2 separate regions of the Homo sapiens genome follow, and region 2 is linked to region 1. The links are chromatin loops, found by intact Hi-C in ENCODE. Cell type or tissue: Caco-2. All regions are shown on one strand. Links, peaks and the distances in the headings refer to the core of each region. The heading gives the core; the rest is flanking DNA.

Region 1 (10,214 bases), core at 1-8,000:
ATCCAACAGAGATAGTATCAGGATGTGTGGCATCTCACAGAGGAAAAATGTTTTCCATGCTATACACTCATAGGTCACAGACAGCAGCTTTGTACAGAGGCCATAAATATTCTGTTACCACCCAGATGGCCCTGACTAATTAATTCTTTCTTTCATTCGTTTATGTTTATGATGAACTCATAGATATTTCTTTGACATCAGGCATGATTTGCTTTTTTAAGACGTTTAATGATCATGGCTAATCTAAGCAAAATACATAGCATATACAGTGACTGACTTCTCAAAATCTTTAATCACAAAACACTTCCACTACCATTTTCCTTCAGGCAAAAAAATATAGCAAATGACTGTGAAGCAAAGAAAGCAGCAGGCCTTTATCATTTTGATTCTACCTTACCACTTGAAATGTTTCTCTTCTGGCAAAATGCATTATTTTATTCCACTATTTCTGACAATGACAAAAAAGAAAAACATACTCCACAGGAAGTATTTGCTTTACAATAGCATACTTTAATAATCAGCCTCTGCTGGTACAGGAGGAATGCTGAGGAATGTTCCTATAACATATAACCTTTAATAACTGGCCTCCAGTAATACAGAAGTTTCTATGTGACATTAACGGTTATATGTGGCAAGCCCACAGCTAACATCATATTTAATGGTGAAAAGCTAAAAGCTTTTCCTCTAAGATCAGAAATAAGAGAAGAATGCCCCCTCTGACCATTTCTGTTCAACAGAGTACTGGAAGTCCTAGTCAGAGCAATTAGACTAAAGACAGAAAATATTCATATAGGAATATTCGTATAGGAAAGGATGTATTCATGTAGGAAAGGATGAAGTGAAATTGTCTGTTTCCTGATGAAATAATCTTATATGTAGAAAATCTAAAGACTTCAGTACAAAAGTGCTAGAACTGATAAACAAATTCAGTAAACTTGAAGGATAAAAAATCAACATGCAAAAATCAGTGGCATTTTTATACACTAGCAACAAAATATCTAAAAAAGAAATTAAGAGAACAATTAATTTATAGTAGCATCAAAAAATAAAATACTTATGAATAAATTTAATCAAGGAAGAGAAAGATCTATATACTGAAAACTACAAATCATTGATGAAAGAAATTGAAGATGACACAAATAAAGGCAAAGATATCCCATGTTCATGGATTGGAAAAACTAATAGTGGAAAAATGTCCATATTACCCAAAGCAATATACAGATTCAGTGCAATCCCTATCAAAATTTTAATCTCATTCTTCACAGAAATAGAAAAAAAATCTTAAAATTTGTATGGAACCACAAAAGACCCCAAATAACTAAAGCAAATTAATCAAAAAGAATAAAGCTGGAGGCATCACACCACTGAACTGCAAAATATGTTACAAAGCTATAGTAAGCAAAACTGCATAGCATTAGCATAAAAATAGACACACTGATTAAAGGAAAAGCGTAGAGAACCCTGAAATAAGCCCACACATCTATAATCAATTGATTTTTGACAAAGGTGCCAAGAACATACAATGGGGAAAGCACTCTTCAGCAAAAGGTGTTGGGAAAACTGGATATTCATATGCAAAGAATAAAAGAGAATCCTAATCTCACCCTTATACAAGAATTAACTCAAAATGAATTAAAGCCTTAAGCATAAGACCTGAAACTAAAAACTACTGAAAGAAACCATATAGAAAAACTCCATGACATTGGTCTAGGCAATGATTTCTTGGATATGATCCTAAAAGTACAGGCCATGAAAGCAAAACTAGACAAATGAGATTCTGACCACCCAAAATACTTAGAAACTCAAATTACTCAATAACAAATAAATAATTCTATTTAAAACGAGCAAAGGGGTCAAGTGCAATGGCTCATGTCTGTAATTCCAGCACTTTGAGAGACAAAGGTGGGTGGATTGCTTGAGCCCAAGAGTTCAAGACCAGCCTGGACAACATAATGAGACCACATCTCTACAAAGCATTAAAAAATTATCCAGGCATGGTGGCATACACCTGTAGCCCCAGCTACTTGGGGGTCTAAGGTAGAAGGATGGCTTGAGCCCAGGAGCTCAAGGCTGCAGGGACCATGATCCCATCACTACACTCCATCCTACAACAGAGCAAAACCCTGTCTCTATTAATTAATTAATTAATTAATTAATTAAATGGGCAAAGGATTTGAGTAGACATTTTTCAAAAAAAGACATACAAATGGCCAAGATATATTTTTTAAATACTCAACAAATTTAATCATCAGAGAAATGCAAATTAAAACCACAATGAGATAACTCATCACAACTCATAGATAAGATATTATTATTATCAAAAAGATAAAAAGATAACAAGTGTTGACAAAGATGTGGAATAAAGTGAACCTTGGGTATGTAAATTAGCATTGTGATTTGAGAAAACAGTATGGATGTTCCTAAAAAAAACAAAAATAGAACTATCAGATGATCCAGCAATCCCACTACCAGTATATACCCAAAGGAATTGAAGTCAGTATGTGGAAGACATGTCTGTACTTCCATGTTTATTGCAGTGCTATTGACAATAGCCAAGATATGGAAACAACCTAAGTGTTCATCAATAAATTAATGGATTTTGTATGTGACATATATGTACAATGAAATGCTATTCAGCCTTTTAAAGAGGAAAAAATATTCTTATTTATGACGGCATGGATGAATCTACAGAACATCATATTAATTAAATAAGCCAGGCAGAGAGAGGCAAATATCATATATGATCTCACTTCTATGTGGAATCTTAAAAAGTTAAACTCAGAGAAGTAGAGATTAGAATGGTGGCTACCAGAGGCTGGCAGGTGGAGATGGGCCAAATAAGGGGATACGTTGGTCAACAGGTACAGAGTTACACTTAGATAGGAGGAATAAGCTCGGGTGTTCTATTGGACAGCAAGGTGACTATAATTAATATTAATGTACTGTATATTTCAAAACAGCTAAAAAAGAGGATTTTAAATGTTCTCACTACAAAGAAATGACAAATATTTGAGATGATGGATATGCTAATTACCCTGATATGATCAATTCACAATCTATACATGTATCAAAATGTAATATTGTACCCCATTAATATATACAATTATCATTTATCACTTTAAAATGAAATAAAACTTTAAGAATTGTGAGGTTAAATACACCTTGTACATTACTGGAGGAACATAAAGCATACTTACATTGGTTAAGGATTTGCTCATGTCCTTAACATCTAACTGCAGGATATTTCCAATAATCGGGAGAGGAGTGGGGCCAGACGGGAGCCTCCCTCTTCCAGAGCTCTGCCTCCAGAGTGAAAGGAGAAACAAACAGGAGAGACAGAGCACCAGAGCCACAGCTGGATCCATTGAAGGCTTCTCTTCTTAGTAAGACAACTGCGGGCTTTCACTTCAAGGCTTTTATAACACTCCCTACTAATCCACCTGTGATTCTGACTCTGACTGTGACTAGTCAGCAAAAAGCACTTTAATCTCTCTTTTGAATGAACATTGGCTCACTGAAGAAGATAAAAATAAGGTGTTCTTTTTTCTTGTTCTTTCCGGTGCCCCACCCTGGAGATTCTGGTTTAACTAGTCTGAAGCAGAGCCCAGGATTTTGTTGTTGTTGTTGTTGTTTTTCCTTGAGATGGAGTTTCGCTCTTGTTGCCCAGGCTGGAGTGCAATGGCAAGATCTCAACTCACTGCAGCCTCCACTTCCTGGATTCGAACGATTCTGCCTCAGCTTCTGGCGTGGCTGGGATTACAGGAATGCACAACTACGCCCAGGTGATTTTGTATTTTTAGCAGAGACAGGGTTTCACCATGTTGGCCAGGCTGGTCTCCCTAAGTGCTGGGATTACAGGCATGAGCCACCGTGCCTGGCTAGGCCTAGGTTTTTTCAAACAGCCCAGGTGGTTCCACTGTGCAGCCAAAATTGAGAAACAATGAAATAAATTATTTCATCAAAAAATTATTCAAAATTTTGGATTTTTAGATTGATGAGCAGTTGGAAATATGACTTTGAGGGCAATCTGTGTATTATATTCCTTGTACATAAAATAATGTTTATCCTATTGAGAGGAGTTAGCCAGCTTGCATTAGGCAGGCAGTAAGGGAAGGGTCCCCAGAGAACCTCCAACCCTTCCAGGTCATTGCCCAATCCACAAAAACCCCAAGTACTTACACTAGATGTTTTGTGCAGATAAGGGAACTTGCACAGGGAGCTTGCCTAAATATGCCCACAGTGAAAAATTCCTACCTTTAACACATGCGCAGGAAGGGAAATAAATCAATATGGAGTGGCTTAGACTAAGAGCCCACACGCGCAATGGAAGGAAGGGGTGGAAACACCAGGAATTCACGCCTTATGCAAATAAGTATCCCAGCCTCATCAGCTTTTCTATAAAAGTCCTGGTATTCAACTGTGAAGTGGCAATCTGCAACCTGCTTTCAGGGCCTCTCTCTTTGCTGAGAGTTTTCCTTTCACTTAATAAATTCTACTCCACTCACTCTCCAGTGTCTGTGTGCCTAATTCTTCCTGCATAAGACAACTCGGACCTAGCTGAGCTAAGGATCTGCAAGACTGCAACACTATAATGCTTTCTCAAACACTAGATCATTTTCCTTGAAAATGAGATCCTTTTGAAATATTTTAATGTAGTACTAACATTACAGCTGCCTAAACATAAAGCAGCTAACAAACTCATTCATCTTAAATGGCTAAACCGGTTATCAATTAACTAAGTAAACATACACACCTTTTTCCATTAAACCCCGTGAAAAACACTGGACGGCTGAGAATATTATTTCATATTTTCCAAATGGGGAAAGGGAGACTCTAGGAGAACAGATGACCTGTCCAGTGTCCCACAGCTCATAAATGGCAGGCTGGGATTTGAACTGAGATCTTCTGACGCCCGCTGTGGTATATTCTCACTTACACCAGAGCTGCCTTGAGAACAGTTTTAGCAAAATAAAATAAATCCTAAAAACATTTCTCACTCTGAATCTACACCACACTGTTCACAAAATAACAGGGTTGTACATTCTCAAGAGAAGAAATAAAAGCTAGGGTTTCTCCCCTCTCTGTCACTGAAGAGCTGAAACCTACTCAGTATAACTGAGGAAAGAGCCAATCTCAGAGAATTAAGTGGGTAAGATCTCAGAAACTATGGCTTCTCCAGCTCCCACTTGCCTCCAGACACTGCTGTTTCTATTGCTTTTTTGGTCTGTGTCAGAAATAATGGAATGAAATATTGCACAGCAAGGAAGGGGAATTATAGGCAGAACAACAGGCATGTGCTTCAGTGGTGAATGGGAGGTAGGGAAATCATTAAACAGACCCATGGCACAGAACAAACACAGTTGTGCAGACCTGAACTGGAGATGACATTTAGCGCTCATGAGGCTCTATATATCACTAAAATGATACATACATTTCTAGATCACTAATGGCAATGCTTGTACAAAGGCATATTCTGTAAAGATGTCATTGTGGTATTCTAAATGACTAGTACAGTTATTTGTTTATTTCCATTGTATATATTTAAGGTATACAACATTGGTAGACATATAAACAGTGGAATCATTACTATGGTTAAACAAATTTACATATTAATCAATTCTATAATTAACTTCTTTTTTGTGGTATAAGCACCTAAAATCTACTCTTTTAGCAAATTTTCAGTATAGTATATTAACTATAGTCCTCTTGCTGTTTATTAGATCTTTAGACTTATTCATCCTATCTAACCACAAATTTGGCTCTTTGACACACTTTTTTCCATTTCCTCTGGCTCCCACTTTTGGTAACCACCATTCTACTCTCTGTTTCTATGTATTTGACTTTTTAAAGATTCTTCATATAAGTGAAATCATGCAATCTTTTTTCCTCTGTATCTAGCTCATATCACTTAGCATAATATCCTTCAGGTTCATTCCATGTCATTGCAAATGGCAGTATCTCCTTTTAAAGTTTAAAAAATATTTCATTGTGTATATAAATATAAAACACAATTTCTTCATCCATTTATTTGTGAATGAACACTTAGATTGTTTCTACATCCTGGCTATTGGAAATAATACTGGATTAGTGCAGTTATTTCTAACTGCAGTAAGGAAAAATTAAGTTTTGTCAAATCCCATATGGACAATGTTTTATCAAACATGTTTACAGGGATTCTGACAATTCACAGAGAATTTTTATACCCATCATAACTCTTTTGATTCTCTCAATTACCCTTGCCTGTGGTAAAATTATTTCCACTTTAGAGGTAAGGAAGCTGGGCCTTGGAGATTCAGTATTTTGTTCAAGGACACAGAGGCTGAAAATGATAGGGCTGAGGCTGGAAACCTATCTCCTAACTCTGACATCATTCCCTCCAAGCAAGAAATTCAGTTCAACTAGAGTCACCAACATTTACTTACCATGTACTATGAGGCAATATTTCACTACTCAGGATAATCAGTGACTTTCAAATACACATTAACCAACTCAACAGTTGCAACATAGGTTGATTACAATTAGGGTGTGGTTTTGTAACCTTTAGAATTTGAGTCAGTCGAGGTTTTGGTGAATAATTTATCTGAGACAAAGAAAAATAGTTATTTTACTGCTTGGCTCACATAGCTCTGAACTCTAAAAGAAGTGCACTACCTTCTTTTAGATAAAATGATCTCAATGCCTTTCTTTAAAACAATCACTTTATTTCTTGAAAAATGGGTCTCTGTTCCTCCTTTCTGTTGAGACTTCTGCCTGGTCCTTTCAAAGAATGAAAGAAACATAGATAATTAGAGACAAGAGATCTCAGAGATCCACCAGCCTAATCCCTACTTTATTATTAGAAATAAGGAATTGGTGAATAAGTGAGGTGAACGGTCGCTAGTGCATTAGTACATAATCTTTATTTTTTAAGAATCCAGGTTTTAATTCCCAGTTCAGTGATTCTCACATTGCAGAGATTTCCTATCATTGCCCAAATGGATGGTCAGGAGGGCACCTGGCTGAAGCCCTCCACAGTGAGAGAGTAATGCAAACCTCAGCTTGGGTGAAATTGTGAATGCAAACTGCTTCGTTTTAAATAAACCTTTTCACTGGAGTGTAGTATACAAAGAGAATGTTGGAAACATCCTAAATGTATATAGCTCAATGAATTATCATGAATTGAACATATCTGTGTAATCAACACACAGGTCAAGAAAAATAATTTTGCCAGGACCCCAGAAGTCCCTTTATGTCTCCTCCTACCTTCCTCCCCGACTAGATAACTCCAGTATTATGCCATAGGTTAGTTTTGCCTGTTTGTGAGGCATACAAATGTAATATAAATGGAATCACATTATGTATTTTTAAGTATCTAGTATTTTCACTTAATTTTGTGTTTGTGAGATTCATTCATGTTGTCACAAATAGCAGTACGTAAGTTAGTTTAGAGTGTTTTATTTTATAACAATTCCAAAATTTATCTTTTCATTGTATTGTTAAGGACTTTTGAGTTGATTCTAGTTTGTGGCTATTGTGAATAATGCTGTTATTACTCTAATACATTGTTATCCCAATATAAGGATTTCTGTTGCTATAACTATGAGCATAATTGCTGCATGTGCATGTGTTCAGTTTTATTAATGACTGCCAAAGAATTATCCAAATGGTTTAATAAATTTACAATTGTACTGAGAGTGCCAGCTGCTTCTCTTTCTTGCCAACCCTTAGCATATTGTCTTTTTTCATTTTAACCATTTTGATGTGTGTGTAATAATATCTTATTGTAGTTTTAATTTGCATTTCAGTGAAGGTTCATGATGCCGGGTGCTTTTTCAAATGTCCTTTGGCAATATCAAATCTTTTGTGAAGGGCTTGCATAGATTAGATATGAGTCCATTATTGGTTTTATGTGTATCACTTATCTACATATATGCATATCTATATATATGCATATCTATATATACACATATATACACAAATGCATATGTATTTTATATTTATATAATTTTAATAACTATAAATGTAATAAAAAGTTGGAGGTACAAACAGAGAATTTTCTCTATTTTGAACATTTGAGAGTAATTTTGGACCTGAAGTTCTAAACCTGAAATATTTTAGTATATAGCTCTTATAAGCAAGGCAATTTGACTATATAACCAAAATATAACTTTAAAATTCAGGAAATTAACATTGATGCATTAGGGCCATCTAATCCTCATTTCCATTAGTGTTTCCTCAATAAGTCCCAATGATATTCATTGTATTCATTTCAGAATCCAGTTTAGAATCCTGAATCACATTTTGCAACTAGTTGTCATGTCTCCTTAGTCAACCACAGCCTGACACAGTTCCTCAGTCTTTCCTCAACCTCCTTGACCTTGTCACTTTTGAAAAGCATAGGTTTGGAGTTTTAAAAATTTCTCTCAATTTGGGATTATCTGATGTTTCTTCATAATCAGATCCTGACTATGCAGATTTGGCAGGAATATCACAGATGATGCTTTGACTTCTCATTGCATCATATCTGGTGACAAATAATTTCAATCTGTTCCATGATGGTTGATGTTTACTTTGATTTTTGAGCCAAGATCGCACCATTGCACTCCAGCCTGGGTGACAAGAGCGAGACTTCATCTCAAAAAAAAAAGAAATACTTTGTGGGCAGATTCTTGATACTACATAACTATATATTCCTCATCAAGTTTTTAATGTATTCATGTATTTATTTATATCATTACGGAATCACGAATTCAGTTGTGTTCAATGGGTTATAATCCATTATAACATTATTTACTTTGGTGCTCAAATTATCTTCTAATGACTGGATTCTGTGTCCTTTTGTCATGTCCCCCTCAATCCTTAAGCAATTCCTTACTTCCTGGCACAGCAAGATATTCCAGGCTCATCTTTTCCTTTTTTTTTTTTTTTTTTTTTTTTTTTTTTTTTTTGAGACAGAGTCTCACTCTGTCACCCAGGCTGGAATGCAGTGGTGAGATCTTGGCTCATTGCAACCTCTGCCTCCTGGGTTCAAGCAATCCTCCTGCCTCAGCTGGGATTACAAGCACCTACTGTGGATTCTCACTAAAGAGGGAGGAAGACTTAGATTTGTGACTCTTTGCCTCTATTCCAACTCATCAGGAGACCTGATGGCCACTGGGGCCCTCAAACACTTCATAAGAAAAATTATCCTATCCCAATATCACCTCCTTGCCAAAATGCTGTCTTTGGGCTTCACCTGCTAATGTTATCATTGGCATCTTCCACAAAAGCTTGGGTGTGGGACTTTGCTGCTTGAGGACAAAGTACAGAGGTAGTTCTGCTCAGCAGCCACAGGGGGCAAAAACAGAGTTAAGCAGATCCCCAGGGTTGGCATGTGGAAAGGTGTGGGAGAAAAAAGCACAGCTGAGGAATTCAGGCAACAAGTCCTGGGTCTGAGGCTCAGACCCTTCTTACACTACAAATGACAGATGAGGTTGTACTGATTCTGAGCCTGGTCCAGAGCCACAAACATTTTCAGCAAAGCAGCTGTCAGACTTCTCAGCAGAACTGTGTCACAGATCCTTGGTGTCAGCCAGATCAAAGTTTGTAATGAGACTGTAGAAACTGCAGACTGTTTGACCACCACAGAGTCTCAGGTTTCCTACCTGTATGTGGATGCAACATAGAAGTAGGCAGTTCTTGCATTGCTATAAAGAAATACCTGAGGCTGCGTGAGGTGGCTCACATCTGTAATCTCAGCACTTTGGGAGGCCAAGGCAGGTGGATTGCTTGAGTCCAACAGTTCAAGACCAGCCTGGGCAACTTGGCGAGACCCCATATCTACTAAAATACAAAAAATTAGCCAGGCATGGTGGCACGTGCCTGTAATTCCAGCTCCTTGGGAGTCTGAGGCATGAGAATCACTTGGACCCTGGAAGCAGAGGTTGCAGTGAGCCAAGATGGCACCACTTTACTGCAGCCTGGGTGACAAAGTAAGAACCTGTCTCAAAAAAAAAAAAAAAAAAGAAAGGAAAGAAAGAAATGCATGAGACTGGGTAATTTATAAAGAAAAGAGGTTTAATTGGCTCACAGCTCTTCAGGCTGTCCAGGAAGCATGGCGCCAGCATCTGCTTGGCTTCTGGGGAGGTCTCAGGAAGCTTTCAATCATGGCAGAGGGCAAAAGGAGGATCTGGCATCTCACAGGGTGAAAATGAGAACAGAAGGGAGAGTGGGAGTTGGGGGGCTTGCCACACATT
Region 2 (10,277 bases), core at 1,508-9,507, 53 kb after region 1:
TATACCTTATACATAAATTAATTCAGGATGGATTAAAGACTTAAATGTTAGACCTAAAACCAGTAAAAGCCTAGAAGAGGACCTAGGCAATACCATTCAGGATACAGGCATGGGCAATGACTTCATGACTAAAACAACTAAAGCAATGGCAACAAAAGCCAAAATTGACAAATGGGATCTAACTAAACTAAACGACTTCTGCATAGCAAAAGAAACTACCATCAGAGTGAACAGGCAACCTACAAAATGGGAGAAAATGTTTGCAATCTACCTATCTGACAAAGGGCTAATATCCAAAATCTACGAAGAACTTAAACAAATTTACAAGAAAAAATCAAACAACCTCATCAAAAGTGGGCAAAGGATATGAACAGACACTTCTCAAAAGAAGACATTTATGCAGCCAACAGACACATGAAAAAATGCTCATCATCACTGGTCATTAGAGAAATGCAAATCAAAACCACAATGAGATGCCATCTCACACCAGTTAGAATGGCGATCATTAAAAAGTCAGGAAACAACAGATGCTGGAGAGGATGTGGAGAAATAGGAACACTTTTATACTGTTGGTGGGACTGTAAACTAGTTCAATCATTGTGGAAGACAGTGTGGCGATTCCTCAAGGATCTAGAGCTAGAAATATCATTTGACCCAGCAATCCCATTACTGGGTATATACCCAAAGGATTATAAATCTTGCTTCTATAAAGACACATGCACACGTATGTTTATTGCAGCTCTAATCACAATAGCAAAGACTTGGAATCAACCCACATGTCCATCAATGATAGACTGGATTAAGATAATGTGGTACATATACACCATAGAATACTATGCAGCCATAAAAAAGGATGAGTTCATGTCCTTTGCAAGGACATGGATGAAGCTGGAAACTATCATTCTGAGCAAACTATCACAAGGACAGAAAACCAAACACTGCATGTTCTCACTCATAGGTGGGAATTGAACAATGAGAACACTTGGACATAGGGTGGGAAACATCACATCCTTGGGCCTGTCTTGGCATGGAAAGCAGGGGGAAGGATAGCATTAGGAGAAATACCTTAATGTAAATGACAAGTTAATGGGTGCAGCAAACCAACATGGCATATGTATACCTATGTAACAAACCTGCATGTTGTGCACATGTACCTTAGAACTTAAAGTATAATAAATAAATAAATAAATAAGAAAACTTACAATCATGGTGGAAGGGGAAGCAGGCACATTTTCACATGGTAGAGCAGGAGATAAAGCAACAGCTGGAGGAAGTGCTACACACTTTTGCAACAACCAGATCTCATGAGAACTCACTCACTATCATGAGAACAGCATGCAGTAAGGCTGCCCCCAAGATTCAATCACCTCCCACCAGACCCCTCCTGCAACACTGTAGATTACAATTCAACATGAGATTTGGGTGGGGCCACAGAGCCAAATAATTTCATTCTGCCTCTAGCCCCTCCCAAATCTCATGTCCTTCTCACATTTCAAAACACAATCATGCCTTCCCAACAGTCCCCCAAAATGTTAACTCATTCCAGCATTAACTCAAAGGTCCAAGTCCAAAGCATCATCTGAGACAAGGCAAGTCCCTTCCACCTATGAGCCTGTAAAATCAAAAACAAATTAGTTACTTCCAAGACATAATGGGGATACAGGCACTGGATAAATGCTCCCATTCCAAAAGGGAGAAATCAGCCAAAACAAAGGGGCTACAGGTCCCATGCAAGTCCAAAACCCAGCAGGGCAGTCATTAAATCTTAAAGCTCCAAAATAATCTCCTTTGACTCCATGTCTCACATCCAGGCCACACTGACACAGGGGGTGGGCTCCCAAGGCCCTAGGCAGCTCTGCCTCTGTAGCTTTGCATGGTACAGCCCCCTTGGCTGCTTTCATGGCTGGCACTGAGTGCCTGCAGCTTTTCCAGGTGCATGGGGCAAGCTGTCAGTGGATCTACCATTCTGGGGTCTGGAGAACAGAGGCCCTTTTCTCACAGCTCCACTAGGCAGCCCCAGTGGAAACTCTTTGTGAAGGCTCCAACCCCACATTTCCCCTCCACCCTTCCCTAGTAGAGGTTCCCCATGAAGACTCCACCCCTGCAGCAGACTTCTGCCTGGAAATCCAGGCATTTCCATACATCCTCTGAAATCCAGGCAGAGGCTCCCAAGCTTCAATTCTTGCCCTCAGCCAACCCACAGACTTAACACCACATGGAGGCTGCCAAGGTTTGGGACTTGCACCCTCTGAAGCAATGGCCTGAGCTGTACTTTGGCCCCTTTTAGCCACAGCTGGAGCTGGAGTCACCAAGATGCATGGCACTGTCCTGAGATGTCCCAAAGCTGCACAGAGCAGTGAAGCCCTGGTCTACAAAATCATTTTTCCCTCCTAGACCTCTAGGCCTGTAATGGGAGGGGCTGCTGTGAAGGTCTCTGAAATGCCTTGGAGGCATTTTCCCCATTGTCTTGGCTATTATCATTTGGCTCCTCTTTACTTATGCAAGTTTCTGCAACAGGCTTGAATTCCTCCCCAGAAATTTCTACCATATGATCAGGCTGCAAATTTTCCGAACATCTATGCTCTGCTTCCTTTTTAAATATGAGTTCCAGTCTGGGTGTGGTGGCTCACACCTATAAGCCCAGCACAATGGGAGGCCAAGGTGGGCAGATTGCCTAAGGTCAGGAGTTTGAGAACAGTCTGGCCAACATGGTGAAACCCTGTCTCTACTAAAATTATAAAAAAAATAAGCCAGAAGTGGTGGCCTACACCTGTAATCCCAGCTACTCAGGAGGCTGAGGCAGGGGAATTGTTTGAACCAGGGAGGTGGAGGTTGCAGTGAGCCAAGATGGCACCACTGCACTCCAGCCTGGTTGACAGAGAGAGACTCCATCTCAAAAAATATATATATGTATATATATATGTGTGTGTGTGTGTGTGTATATGTGTGTGTCATATATACACACACACAGACACACACATATACACACACACACACACATATATATACACACACATATATATATATTCCAGTTTCAGATAATCTCTTTGGGCATGCATATGAGTGTATGCTGTTAGAAGCAGCCAGGTCCCTTCTTGAATGCTTTCCTGCTTAGAATCTTCTTATCTCCAGCTCCTAATAAGTTCCTCATCTCCAGCTGAGACCTCCTCAGCCTGAACTTCATTTTCCATATCACTATCAGCATTTTGGTCACAACCATTCAACAAGTCTCTAGAATGGTCCAAACTTTCCTTCATCTTCCTGCCTTCTTCTAAGCCTGCCAAACTGTTCCAAATTCTGTTCATTACCCACTTCTGAAGCTGCTTCCACATTTTCAGGTATCTTTGTAGCAATGCCCCACTTCTCTGGTATCAATTTTCTATGTTAGTCTGTCCTCACATTGCCATAAAGAACTACCTGAGGCCAGGTGTGGTGGCTCACGCCTGTAATCCCAGCACTTTGGGAGGCCGAGGCAGGCGTATTACAAGGTCAGGAGTTCAAGACCACCAGGGCCAACATAGTGAAACCTCATCTCTACTAAAAATACAAAAATTAGCCAGGCATGGTGGCGGGCACTGGTAGTCCCAGCTACTTGGGAGGCTGAGGCAGGAGAATCACTTGAACCTGGTAGTCAGAGGTTGCAGTGAGCCGAGATTGCACCACTGCATTCCAGCCTGGGTGACACAGTGAGACTCTATCTCAAAAAAAAAAAAAAAAAAAAAAAGAACTACCTGAGACTGGGTAATTTATGAAGAAAAGAGGTTAAGTTAACTCATAGTTCCGCAGGCTGTACAGGAAGCTTGGCTGGGAGGCCTCAGGAAACACAATCACAGCAGAAGGGGAAGCAAGCACATCTTCACACTGTGGAGCAGGAGACAGAAAAAGAGATGGGGGAGGTGCTCCACACTTTTACGACAATGAGATCTCATGAGAACTCACTCACCAAATAAGAACAGCAAGGGCGAAGTCAGCCTCCATGATTTAATCACCACCCACCAGGCCCCTCCTCCAACACTGGAGATTACAATTTGACATGAGATTTGGGTGGGGACACAGAGCCAAAGTGCACCCATGCTCATCACAGCATTAATCACAATAGCCACAATATGGATGTATATTATTCAACCTTAACAAAGAAGGAAATTCATAAAAAATAATAATACTAATATACTAAATATAAATATTTATGTATGAATAAATATATTTATATATTATATATTTTCTTATATACATTATTCTATTATATATATCATAAATATATATTTACTATATATTATGTTTATAATATCAACATAATATATATTTGTAAATAAAAATATACTAAAATAATACAATTAAAAATAATACATAATAAAAACAAATTATTTAAAAAGAAGGAAATCCTGCCATTTGCCACAACATGGATAAACCTAGAGGACATTATGCTAAGTGAATAGTGAATGAAATAAATCAGACACAGATAGAAAATACTGCACGATTTCACTTATACATGGAAACTTAAAAAAAAAAAACTCGAATACATAGAAATAGTAGAAAGGTGGCTGCCAAAGGTGAGCGAGAGGGAGATGGAGAAATGGAGGTCAAAAAGTACAGAATTTCAGTTATGTAAGATAAATAGCCCTAGAGATATAAAGCACAGCATGAGGAATACAGTTAATAATACATATTGTATTGTATACCAGAAATTAGCAAAAAGAGTAGCTTTTAGGTACTTTACCACATACAAACAAATGTAACTGGCTAGGTGTAGTGGTTCACTCCTCTAATTCCAGTACTTTGGGAGGCTGAGGCAGGAGGATTGCTTGAGTCCATGAGTTCGAGACCAGCCTGGCAACCTAGTGAGACCCTCATCTGTACAAAAAATAAATTTTAAAAAAATAGCAAGCATAGACATGCTTGTAGTTCTAACTACTTGGTAGGCTGAGGTGGGAGGATCACTTGAGCCCAGGAGATAAGAAGTTGCCATGAACCATGATCAGGCCACTGCACTCCAGCCTGAGACAGAGCTAGACCTTGTCCAAAAAAAAAGTAACCATGTGAGATGAATCTGTTAATTTGCTTGGCGGAAATCATTTCACTATGAACATGTATATGAAAACATTATGTTGTACACCTTAAATATATAAAATTTAAAATGTATATGTAATAGAAGAATTTAATATTTTCCCTTGCTGTTACAGGTACAGAAGTTAGTAAATTGTTGTTCTTTCTCTTTTCCACAGGAGTAACAAAATAAATAAAATTGAAATCTTGCCCTGTAAAGTCAAAAGACTAGAGGAAATCCAATTTAGAACCCTGAAAGTCAGTTTTAATGAGGAAATTATGCCACCTCGTGGTAATTTAGTATATTGCCACATATAACTGTTTTCAGGATACAGTATTACTAAATTTTGAGATTGTTCTCCAGCTTGCAAGTAGAGGACCTCCTATGATTTCATGTCAACTTACTTGAGGGAAAGAAAAGTGTTGCCTATTAAATGAGATAGTTATGATCTGATCTTCGACGAACCTGACAAAAACAAGCAATGGAGACAGGATTCACTAATAAATGGTACTGGGACAACTGGCTAATCATATGCAGAAAATTGAAACTGGACCCCTTTCTTACACTTTACACAAAAATTAACTGAAGATCACTTAAAGATTTAAATGTAAAACCCAAAACTATAAAAATTCTAGAAGAAAATCTAGGTCATTGGCACAGGCAAATACTTTATGAAGAAAATACCAAAAGCAATTTCAACAAAGACAAAAACTGACAAATGGGACCTAACTAAATTAAGGAGCTTCTGCACAGCAAAAGAAACTATCATCAGAGTGAACAGACAACCTACAGAATGGGAGAAAATTTTGCTATCTATCCATCTAACATAAGTCTAATATCCAGAGTCTACAAAAGATTTAAACAAATTTACAAGAAAAAAATAAACAACCCCATTAAAAAGTGGGCAAAGGACATGAACAGACACTTCTCAAAAGAAGACATTCATGTGGCCAACAAACATATGAAAAAAAGCTCAGCATCACCGATCATTAGAGAAATGCATATCAAAACCACAATGAGATAGCACCTCACACCAGTCAGAATGGCAGTTACTAAAAAGTCAAAAAACAACAGATGCTGGTGAGGTTGCAGAGAAAAAAGAACACTTTTACACTGTTGGTGGGAGTGTAAATTAGTTCAACCATTGTGGAAGACAGTCTGGTGATTCCTCAAAGATCTAGAAGCAGAAATAATATTTGACCCAGCAATCCCATTACTGGGTATATACCCAGAGGAATATAAATCATTCTACTATAAAGATACACACGCATGTATGCTCATTGCAGCACATTTCACAATAGCAAAGACATGGAATCAACCCAAATGCCCATCAATGATAGATCGGATAAAGAAAATGTGGTACCTATACATCATGGAATACTATGCAGCCATAGAAAGAAATGAGGTCATGTCCTCTGCAGGAACATGGATGAAGCTGGAAGCTGTTATCTTCAGCAGAATAACACAGGAACAGAAAACCAAACACCTCATGTTCTCACTTATAAGTGGGAGCTGAACAATGAGAACACATAGACACACGGGGATAACAACACACACTGGGGCCTGTTGGGGGCAAGGGGAGCATTAGGAAGAATAGCTAATGGATGCTGGGCTTAATACCTAGGTGATGGATTGCTCTGTGTAGCAAATCACCATAGCACACATTTACCTATGTAACAAACCTGCACATCCTGTACATGTATCCTGGAACTTAAAAGTTGAAGAAAATAAATAAATAAATGAGACGGTTATAATGAATAAATAAAATGTTTGTATATAATTGAACCACTACTATCAGTAACAGGAAATCATTTGAGTTAGCTAATTCCAAAATAAGGGTTGTTCCCAAATGAAACATTATAATTCAATGTTTGGAGTTAAATTTTTATACTGGCTGCAGAGAGAGACTGAAGTCACTAACAAAATTTTTACCTTCATTGTTCAGTGGAAAACAAAAGGTCTGAAGGACACCTCAGAAGCCAAGCTCACCAGTGAAGCCATTTAACTGGGCCTTGGTCCAAACCCATCCAGGCCCAAGTGAGATTCTTGCAGGCACAGTAATGATGAGATTATTAGTGCTGGGCATGGGGCGGGGGTGGGGGCAGTTGGTGGAGAATACTGCCTTAGCTGGAGGCCTAAACAGGCAGTTAATAGGTTATTCAGCTAAAAATTGCTCCAAGGTAATTTTCTTTTAAAGCAAAAAGATCTAAAAACAAAGTTGCAGAGAACAAAGTAAAAACCAAGCAGTAACTAATAACAGTGAAAATCTGGCAAAAGATGGCACAATCTTTATCATATCTGGTGATGAAAAGAGTCAAACTCTGTAAATTATTTGAAGAGATTAATTCTGAGCCAAATATGAGGGACATGCCCCCGTGAGACAGCCATCAGGATGTCCTAAGAACATGTTCCCAAGGTGTTCAGGGTGCAGCTTGGTTTTATATATTTTAGGGAGACATAGGACTTTAATCAAATACTTTCAAGAAATACATTGGTTTGGTCCAGAAAGGCAGGACAACTCAAAGTGGTGGGGGCAGTGGGGCAGAGCTTCCAGCTTATAGGTAGATTTAAAAATGTTCTGGTTGACAATTGGTTGAGTTTATCTGAAGACCTGAGATCAATAGAAAGGAATGTCTGGGTTAAGATAAAGGATTGTGGAGACCAAAATTCTTATTTGCAAAGGAAGCCTTCAGGTAGTAAAGGGAATAGGTTGTAAAATGTTTCTTATCAGACTTAAAGTCTGTGCTGATGTTAATGCTGGACAGGTATAATGAGGCATGTCCTACCCCCACTTCCCGTCATGGCCTGAACCAGTCTTTCAGGTTAAGTTTTAAGAGTGCCCTGGCTGAAAAGGAAGTCCATTCAGATGGTTGGGGGGACTTAGAATTTATTTCTGGTTTACATATCATTCCCTTAACATAAAAATAAAAGCAGCTATTAGAAAAGAGTTCAATGACTTATGCTGTTATTTAATAGACATTAATTTTTGAAGCAGAAAAGCATATTGGTTGTTTAACTTGAACTCTCACATGAAGTTTTGCTTAACAGAAGACCTCATAACAATTTGTATTAAAAAGATTTAGCGTAAGTAATGTGCTTTGAACAGTACACAGAGTAGCTCAATACACTATGCATACATGGTAGCAATTATCATTAGACTATCACTATAGTATGTTTTTCTTGTTGTCTACAAGCTTGCCTCTGACAAAAAAAACAAACAAAAACAAAAAAAAAACAGCATAACTCACAAAATGCTGAGGAAAACAGAACAAAACAAAACTACTGCCCTTTGGATGATTATAACTGCATGTGATTCAAAATGCTGCTTCATATCTCAGTGACAAATCTGAAAAGGATGAAAATACTAACCATTATGAGAATCATGAAACATTAATGAAAAAGGTGATATTTAAATTAAGCATTAAAGAATAGGTTGGGTTAACAAAATAATGCACATTGCTTCCAAAGACCATTTCAAATATCTCCAACTGGTTTTATATTTCCTTGCATTTGAGAATCACAATTCTGGAGGGAAGTTTGCATAAACACCTCACTTCTCTCTGTACCCATAAACTTTGCCATGTAACTTTGCAGTGTCCTCCCACCATGATTCTGGGCTTGCCCCTGTGACTTTCTTTAGCCATGGGAAATTAGCTGGGATGCAAGTAGAGGCTTGAAAAGTACTTATTCAATTTCACTTACTTTTGCGTCTCTGCCTTTGTTATGAGAAGATCGTGTCTGAGCTAGCTCTTTAGTGGCAGAAGGATGAGAAAACCTTCTCAGCAGTCTCCTCAACCCCATTGAGTCTAAATCAACTGAATACCAGCTGGCCACAGATGTGAGTCTAACCAAGGCCAGCTGAGCCAATCATTCAAGCCCTGCCTAGACCAGCTGACCACAGCCAACTCACAAACTCAGAAATAATAAGCATTTTAAGCCACTGAGCTTTGAGGGTGGTTTTGTACCTGGCAGTGGCTAACTAGTACATTCCATAATTACTAGGGCATTTTGCTTATTTTATTCTTGTTCCAACTTCTTAGTCAAAAAATGACTTTTATTCTGATTTATAAATATGTTTTTGAGATCAAGATAGCTGACTGAATGCCCTTGTTTACTTCTTCTCCCTCCCAATATCTTCTTTTAAATGACAAAATAAATATAAAAATTAATCTATGGCAGCATCGAAAATCCAGGAGGTGAATAATAACAGACCATAAAATTGAGAAACTTCTAGAAGACTAAGTATATGGAAATAAATTGCCAACAAAATACAACCAACCTAAATTTCAAAACATCAGATATGAGAAAAGAGATTTCTTTAAAAAATAAGAGTTTGGCAAGGTGTGGGGGCTCACTCCTGTAATCTTAACACTTTGGGAGGCCAAGGTAGGCAGATCACTTAAGCCCAGGAATTTAAGACCAACTTGGGCAACATGGAAAAACCCCCTCTTTACAAAAAATACTTTAAAAAATATAGCTGGGTGTAGTGGCACACACCTATAGTCCCAGCTACTCGGGAGGCTGAGGTGGAGGATCACTTGCCCAGGAAGTGGAGGTTTCAGTGTGCCAAGATGGTGCCACTGCACTCCAGCCTGGGTGACAGAGCAAGACTTTGTCTTAAAAAGAAAAAAAAATCTAGTTGGGCATAGTGGCACATGCCTGTGGTCCCAGCTACTTGGGAAGGATCACTTGAGCCCAGGAGGTTGAGACTGCAGTAGGCTATGATCATGCCACTGTACTCCAGCCTGGGCAACAGAGCAAAACCCAGGCTCAATAAAATAAAATAAAATAACTGGACTACTAAATTTATTTGTTTATGCATGATGCTCTACTATCACTGTTGTGGTTCAAATACACCTTCAAAGTCCTCTGACCATAATTCCAATTTGAGGACAGGTGGAAAATATGTGTAACTTCATGATGACAAAAGCTGGGCAAGCAGAAAAAAATATAGCATGTCTTGTTAAGAGGGAGACTGTTCTAAGTGTCAAAGACTACAGGTACAAGCCCTATTATCATAGATAGTTGTGTGATAACCTTCCTGTGAGTATCTTCTTGTCAGCCTCCCCCATCTCCAACTGAATCTTTGACAATCAACTTCCAGGCAAAGATACAAATAAGACCCACAGACAGGTTCTTCCTACTATATGATATAGCAGCATACTTGGAGTTAGACTAACTAAAAAGTGAGGGCACAATTCTCCAGACTGCAAGCCTTCTGACACCAACTATA

Evidence for each region. Hi-C counts contacts between places; a loop is a spot of excess contacts. Peaks named below come from ENCODE experiments on the same cell type or tissue, not always from the same donor. Only the 100,000 strongest peaks of a DNase experiment are listed, where the experiment ranks them.
Region 2: it touches region 1 in a loop (3-fold over the local background); 2 of 110 quality-filtered maps call a loop at or near these places.

What each region holds. Positions count from the first base shown.
Region 1 is chr10:94,676,971-94,687,184 of GRCh38, reverse strand. It overlaps CYP2C18 (cytochrome P450 family 2 subfamily C member 18), which reads right to left and starts at 3,456. Exons shown (of 9, transcript NM_000772.3): 1 at 3,198-3,456. The coding sequence starts at 3,365. In Caco-2, for the core only: no CTCF peak of the experiment used is centred there; no DNase peak of the experiment used is centred there.
Region 2 is chr10:94,625,255-94,635,531 of GRCh38, reverse strand. No RefSeq gene overlaps it. Among named protein-coding and RNA genes, the nearest start is that of CYP2C18, 53 kb to the left of the region's middle. RefSeq lists an enhancer at 8,660-9,161. In Caco-2, for the core only: a CTCF peak has its summit at 5,302 (motif pointing left); DNase peaks (open chromatin) are centred at 7,571 and 7,831.